Regions from separate parts of the Homo sapiens genome. Here region 1 is linked to region 2. The links are chromatin contacts, found by Hi-C or POLR2A ChIA-PET in ENCODE. All regions are on one chromosome and are shown on one strand. The core of a region is the stretch at or near the end of the contact, and the rest is flanking DNA. Distances in the headings are between cores, read along the strand shown. Region 1 holds the start of XXYLT1-AS2 (XXYLT1 antisense RNA 2). Region 2 holds the start of XXYLT1-AS1 (XXYLT1 antisense RNA 1).

Region 1 (2,762 bases), core at 107-2,606, 53 kb before region 2:
GGGGGTGTGTGTGTGTATATGTAAATAAACTCTCTATACCTTTGTACATCTTTTTTTGTTCACTTAACAGTGTATCTTGACCATCCTTATACCTAAGTCAGCCTTCTTTGATAAATGTTGCTGGTCTCTTGGTATGATTTTTCTTTTTACTATGAAAACCTTTCAACATATACAAAAGTAGAAAGCATCATGTAATATTTCTGGATGCCCCAATATTATAATATCCATGCAGCCTCAATAACTATCAGCCCTTAGCCAATCTTTGTTTTATGTCTCCTCCCACCCACTTTTCCTCTTCCCCTGATTATTTTGAAACGAATCTCAGTCGTCACAGCATTTCGTCTGTAAATGTCATTTTCAGTCTATTAGTTTCTTAAAAACACATCTGCTGTGGCCGAGTTTAGAGCTGAGGAGAGTTATATGAGCTCATAGTGTCACTCTGTCTTCAAGTTCCTCAGTCTGAAATCAGTTGGTACAAGGGAAGAAAATAGAGAGAGGCAGCACTAACCTCTAGCCAAGCACACTTTCCATCTCTCTGCAGATTGCCTCATGTCAGGATGTTAGCGTGACCGTCACGTCTGGAAGGCTTTATGGCTGATATAAATTCAGGTCCGTTGTTCACTAGGCATGAAGCCCTCCGTTGTAAGGGAACCAGCCATCACCCTCATTACGAGATGCATAAATGTAGGACTTGAAGATAAAAGCTATTGGGTTCTTTTCGTCTCTCTGACACCTGAAGATGAATTTCTTGAACCTTGTTCTCGTGTTTAAAAAAAAAAAATTAACCAAGATTGAGCCTGTCAGTTTCTATCAGAGTTAAATCTGAGTAAAGGAGAAAAAAGCTTGCCACCTTTTAAAATAGTGATTCCTTCACTCCCTGGGAGTTAGAAAACTGGGCTAAGTGTTTTTGTGTAGCCCGTGTGACCTGGAGGCCGTGCTATAACCCCTGCAGGAATTACTCATAAAAAGGGAGGGATGTACCTGCCCTGTGGTAGAGATCAGAAGTCTACTCTGAGGTTGTTATTTTTAAATAACATCAGTGGAAAAGGTATTTTAAAAGGAAAACTCTGTACAGAGAACCCAAGCGGGATTGTGTTGCTGTCATTGTGACCGTCTCTTACCTGATGGCTCTGCCTCCCGGGCAGGCTAGGAGCTCCGGGATGACGTCCCAAGACTCGGGCGCATAGCGGGGGCTGCTGAAGATCGGAGTGTGAGGCTGAGAGATGAGGTCCAGGTGGAGCACGTGAAAAGCTTCCTGTGTCTGAAAACACGACTCCTTCCAGTTCTTTTGTCTGTCTGCACATTATGAGTATTTTGGTACTACTGAATCCGTTTTTAAAAGTTCACCACGTCGTGCCTGACACAGGTGTCTCCTGAAAGAATGAGTGAGGAAGTGAATGCGTGGAAGGGGTGGGACTGGGAGGCAGCCCTTCTGTTCTGTTTATGCCGTGCAGACCAATGCCAGGCACTTCGATGTTTGTTGAGTGAATGCAGGAACAGATGTGTAGTCAGAGGGCGTTTCCTCCGCGGTGCTGGCCAGCTGCTAAGTCAGGCTCTGTAGTCCCATTACTGGTCTTAGAGAAGTTACTTTCACATTCAGTTTTTGTTTGTAAAGACAGTCCATGGGAAAGTTTGTTATTCTCAGTTTGTTTGTTTGAGACATAGTTTCTTTCTTGTCGCCCAGGCTGGAGTGCAGTGGTGTGATCTTGGCTCACTGCAACCTCCGCCTCCCGGGTTCAAGCGATTCTCCTGCCTCAGCCTCCCAAGTAGCTGAGATTACAGGCGCTGACCACCATGCCTGGCTAATTTTTGTATTTTTAGTAGAGACAGGGTTTCATCATGTTGGCCAGGCTGGTCTCGAACTCCTGACCTCAGGTGATCCACCTGCCTGGGCTTCCCAAAGTGCTGGGATTACAGGTGTGAGTCACCATGCCCAGCCTATTCTCAGTTTTTTATTTGGCTCATTGTGTGTGTGAGCCATAGGATTGGTCCCATGAGGAATTACGAAGTAGAAGACATGCCTCTTGCTTTCAAGGAAGATATAACGTGAGGGAGATAGGGTAGATAAAACTTAATGAAAACGCAAATGCCTGCGGTGTCAACACTGAGTCAGTACTGCTGTTTAGAGATATCCCATGGACAAGATACATAGACTTTTTGCTGTAGGAACTGTAAATTTTACTGAGTGGCTCACCTCTCCCTCAGCTTAATATTCTGCCTTCAGCTGGGCATGGTAGCCTGCACCTGTAGTTCCAGCTACTTGGAAGGCTGAGGCAGGGGGGTCACTTAAGCCCAGGAATTCTGTGGGTGTCTGCACTAAGTTTGGCATCAACTTGGTGACCTCCTGGGAACGGGGGACCACCAAGTTGCCTAGGAAGGGATGAAGCAGCCCAGGCTGGAAATGAAGCAGGTTAAAACTCCTGTGCTGATTAGTAATGGGATTACGCCTGTGACTAGCCATGCACTCCAGCCTGGGCAACATAGCGAGACCCTGTCTCTAAAAAAAGAAACCAAACAAACAAAAATGGAGTTCTGCCTTCAAAATGCTAAGAAGTGGGTATCACATTCCCTTCTTTCCTCTGAAAAGTCTCTCGGAGTGGTGTTTGGCTTTGCAATGCAGGCGTAGCCTCTAAGAGTGCTCTTGGGATAGACCAAACTCTGTGCCCGAATAGAAAGCTCACTGGGCAGGCATTTGCCGAGGGTTTGGCTATGCAGTAGAGAGAAACCAGACCCTGTCCTCCAGGAGCTTGCAGTGGGACGTG
Region 2 (2,975 bases), core at 381-2,880:
GGCTTAGCAGGTACTCTATAAAAGTATGTTGAGACAGTGTACTTTTCTGCTTAAGGTCAAAGGGCTTTGCTTTTGTCTGTGTGTGGAGAGCCGTGGCGGCTGGGAGAAGGCTGGGTGGGTGTCCATAAACGCGTGCTAAGGATGGAGCCATCCATCAACCTTATTTCTCCTCTTGCCTTTGCTTAGACCATAGCGTGGACACTGCTATATATTACATATTGAATTGGGTTCCCGGAGCCTCTGGCCTCTCCCCGGAAACAAGTAAGACCTTCTCTGAAGCTGCTTGAGTTCCTGTGGGCTGGAAACAGGGCAGGGAAAGAGAGGTTTGCTAACTGGTTCCTTCCCAGCCAGATGTGGTTAACGTGGCCTCTGAAAGCACCTTACTCATCCCTGTTGAGCTGCTGACCTGCAGCTCCACATGTACCCACTCTGATTCACTGAGACTCACTCCCCCTCCAGTGAAGGCTGCCCCACCCGCAGATCAGGGGACCGCACGTGTTAGGGCCTTACCTAGGGTTCCCTGGCCACTGCCGCCTGCAGGCCCTCGCTTTGTTGTGGCTCTTCCCAAGAGTCATCAGGCGCTGTTGCTCACGCATAAGCACACAGGTGACAAAGTCCCCTGAAGAATTGCCCACCAGTGTGACCTGAACGACCCCTTTCCCCAACACCACACATGAGCACTCAAACTGGATGTGGAGGCCCGGCTGTAAGAGTGCCCATCTGCAAGGCTCAGCTCTAGGAGCTGTCCCCCTGCCTTCCCTGACCATATGGGGCACAGGTTCTGTGCTGGCCCCAGTCCCAGATGGTGGAAGGCAAGGAAGGAGAACCCACATCACCCACCTGCCGTGCACCGGGGGGTTCGCGTATGACTTTGTTTAATGCCCTGGCAGAGTCTTCTGAGGCATTACACTCACCACCGCCACAGGGAGAAGACTGGAGCAAGAGGAAGAGAATTTGCATTTGCGAGTGCACGCTGCGTTCCCGCGACAGCCAGACACTGCATTACCTCATGCAGCCCTCACGGCAGTCTCATGAGATGTAATGCTTAGTTCTGGTGGAGCTGGGGCCAGAACACACTTTCCCTGACTCAGAGTCCTCACTCTTACCTCCACCTTCTCACTACTCAAAAGTGTGGCCTGCAGACCAGTAGCGTTGGTATCACCTGGGGGCTTGTCAGCGATGCGGAATCCCAGTCTGCATTTTAACCAGATCCCGGACACACATTTCCCCCGCACAGTAAGGTCTGGGAAGCACTGCCCTGCATCTAGTAACTCTTATGTGAGAGAACCCTGGGAGGGGAGGTGGAGGCCAGTGGGGTTAGCTGAGAAAACCTTCTGGAGGGCCAGTGGCAGAGCTGAGCCACAGAACAGGTGCGTGGTGGAGCAGAGGCAGCATTTGCTAATCAGAATGGCATCTGCGATGCCTTCGCAGGCTGTGTGGAGAGGGGAAGGTGCGGCCTTGTGGCCCCTTGTCTGTGTGGAAGGGCAGGCGACTCTGTGGGGGAAGGGTGGCGTGGAGACGGGAAGCGTGATTACCCACACAGGCCTCGAGCACCCGCATCCAGGGACCACGGCCGCCAGGAGGGGCTGGACTCTCTCAGGAGAAGCGTGCGTCTGGGAATCCCCGCTGAGGGGGCTTGTGAATGTGGGATCGAAGCGCTTAGATCTTGGCTTCCGGAGGTCTCCGCGGGTGTCCAGCTTTGTACAGGGTGTGGGGATGAGTCTGCCGACCGGACTCCCATGTCAGCTTTGTGTCTGGACAGAACAAGGGGCGAGGAAGCCTGGTCGGGCCACTCTGGGCCTGCATGCGTGTGGGCAGGTGTCTGTTGGTCTTGGGCAAAGGGCGAGGTGACACTGAGGGCGTGAGGGAGGAGGCCCCAAGAGAGCAGGGAAGCGTGGAAGATGCCAGCTGGCCTGGGGGCGTGGATGTGGGTTTCAGCAGAGTGCAGACAGGCAGTGGGGCGTGGGGCCTCCTTGGGGCCTCGCTGGGCTGTGTCGGGTGCTTGCTTTCTTTTCTCCTTTGCCTCCTTCCAAGGTGCGTCCACAGCCAGCGTTTCTTTATGCTTTTCCCTCAGTCTGAGACCTAGGAACAGGAGAGGCCAGTGCTGTGAATTTCATGTTTCATGGCCTCCCCAGCAAGCCAGCCCACGAAATTCCACACAGGGAGGAGGAAGAGGAGGAGGAGGAGGAGGAGCTGCCACTGTCCCCGAGGGGAGCAGCTGACACTCTCCCCTTGACTGCACCAGGCCTTGGGGGTATGGCGCCTCCACGGACGTGGGCTGGGGGAGGATAGGCTCCTAATTAGTTTGGATGCGCTTGGAGTCAGGGCACCTTTTCCCCAGTGGGCAGTTCTGCACCCTGAACAGCTGTGGGGAGAAGGGCAGCGGGAGGACGGCCAGATAATTCCAGAAGAAAGGCTCCAGGAGTGGCAGCAGAACTGCTGTTATTTTCGGAGGAGTCTAATTACTTTCCCCAGGTAATGGCTTGAAGTAGCATCTAATTTTATTTATTTATTTATTTATTTATTTTTATTTTTTTATTATACTTTAAGTTCTAGGGTACATGTGCACATTGTGCAGGTTAGTTACATATGTATACATGTGCCATGCTGGTGCGCTGCACCCACTAACTCGTCATCTAGCATTAGGTATATCCCCCAATGCTATCCCTCCCCCCTCCCACCACCCCACAACAGTCCCCAGAGTGTGATATTCCCCTTCCTGTGTCCATGTGATCTCACTGTTCAATTCCCACCTATGAGTGAGAATATGCGGTGTTTGGTTTTTTGTACTTGCGATAGTTTACTGAGAATGATGATTTCCAATTTCATCCATGTCCCTACAAAGGACAGTAACTCATCATTTTTTATGGCTGCATAGTATTCCATGGTGTATATGTGCCACATTTTCTTAATCCAGTCTATCATTGTTGGACATTTGGGTTGGTTCCAAGTCTTTGCTATTGTGAATAATGCCA

The links. Hi-C counts contacts between places; a loop is a spot of excess contacts on that map. ChIA-PET counts read pairs that join two places held with the same protein, here RNA polymerase II (POLR2A). Pooled maps may share reads with other maps.
Region 1: a map of B cell shows a loop between it and region 2 (5-fold over the local background). The contact joins the promoter of XXYLT1-AS2 here to the promoter of XXYLT1-AS1 in region 2. A Hi-C loop is called at or near these places in 3 of 168 maps with a recorded cell type or tissue (B cell, endothelial cell of umbilical vein and transverse colon), 2 of 37 single-sample maps with no recorded cell type and 4 of 50 pooled maps. POLR2A ChIA-PET finds 5 or more read pairs at or near these places in 4 of 52 experiments (A673, B cell, GM12878 and 1 more).

The regions. Positions count from the first base shown.
Region 1 is chr3:195,146,465-195,149,226 of GRCh38, reverse strand. It overlaps XXYLT1-AS2 (XXYLT1 antisense RNA 2), which reads right to left and starts at 1,356. Exons shown (of 2, transcript NR_102711.1): 1 at 1,122-1,356. The region is part of intron 3 of XXYLT1 (xyloside xylosyltransferase 1); the gene reads left to right. It also overlaps the pseudogene RN7SL36P. RefSeq lists enhancers at 1,239-1,288, 1,529-1,638.
Region 2 is chr3:195,093,243-195,096,217 of GRCh38, reverse strand. XXYLT1-AS1 (XXYLT1 antisense RNA 1) reads right to left here and starts at 1,630. Exons shown (of 4, transcript NR_104188.1): 1 at 1,540-1,630; 2 at 841-933; 3 at 511-619; 4 at 161-298. The region is part of intron 3 of XXYLT1 (xyloside xylosyltransferase 1); the gene reads left to right. RefSeq lists enhancers at 46-1,245, 1,710-1,759, 1,830-1,999, 2,120-2,189.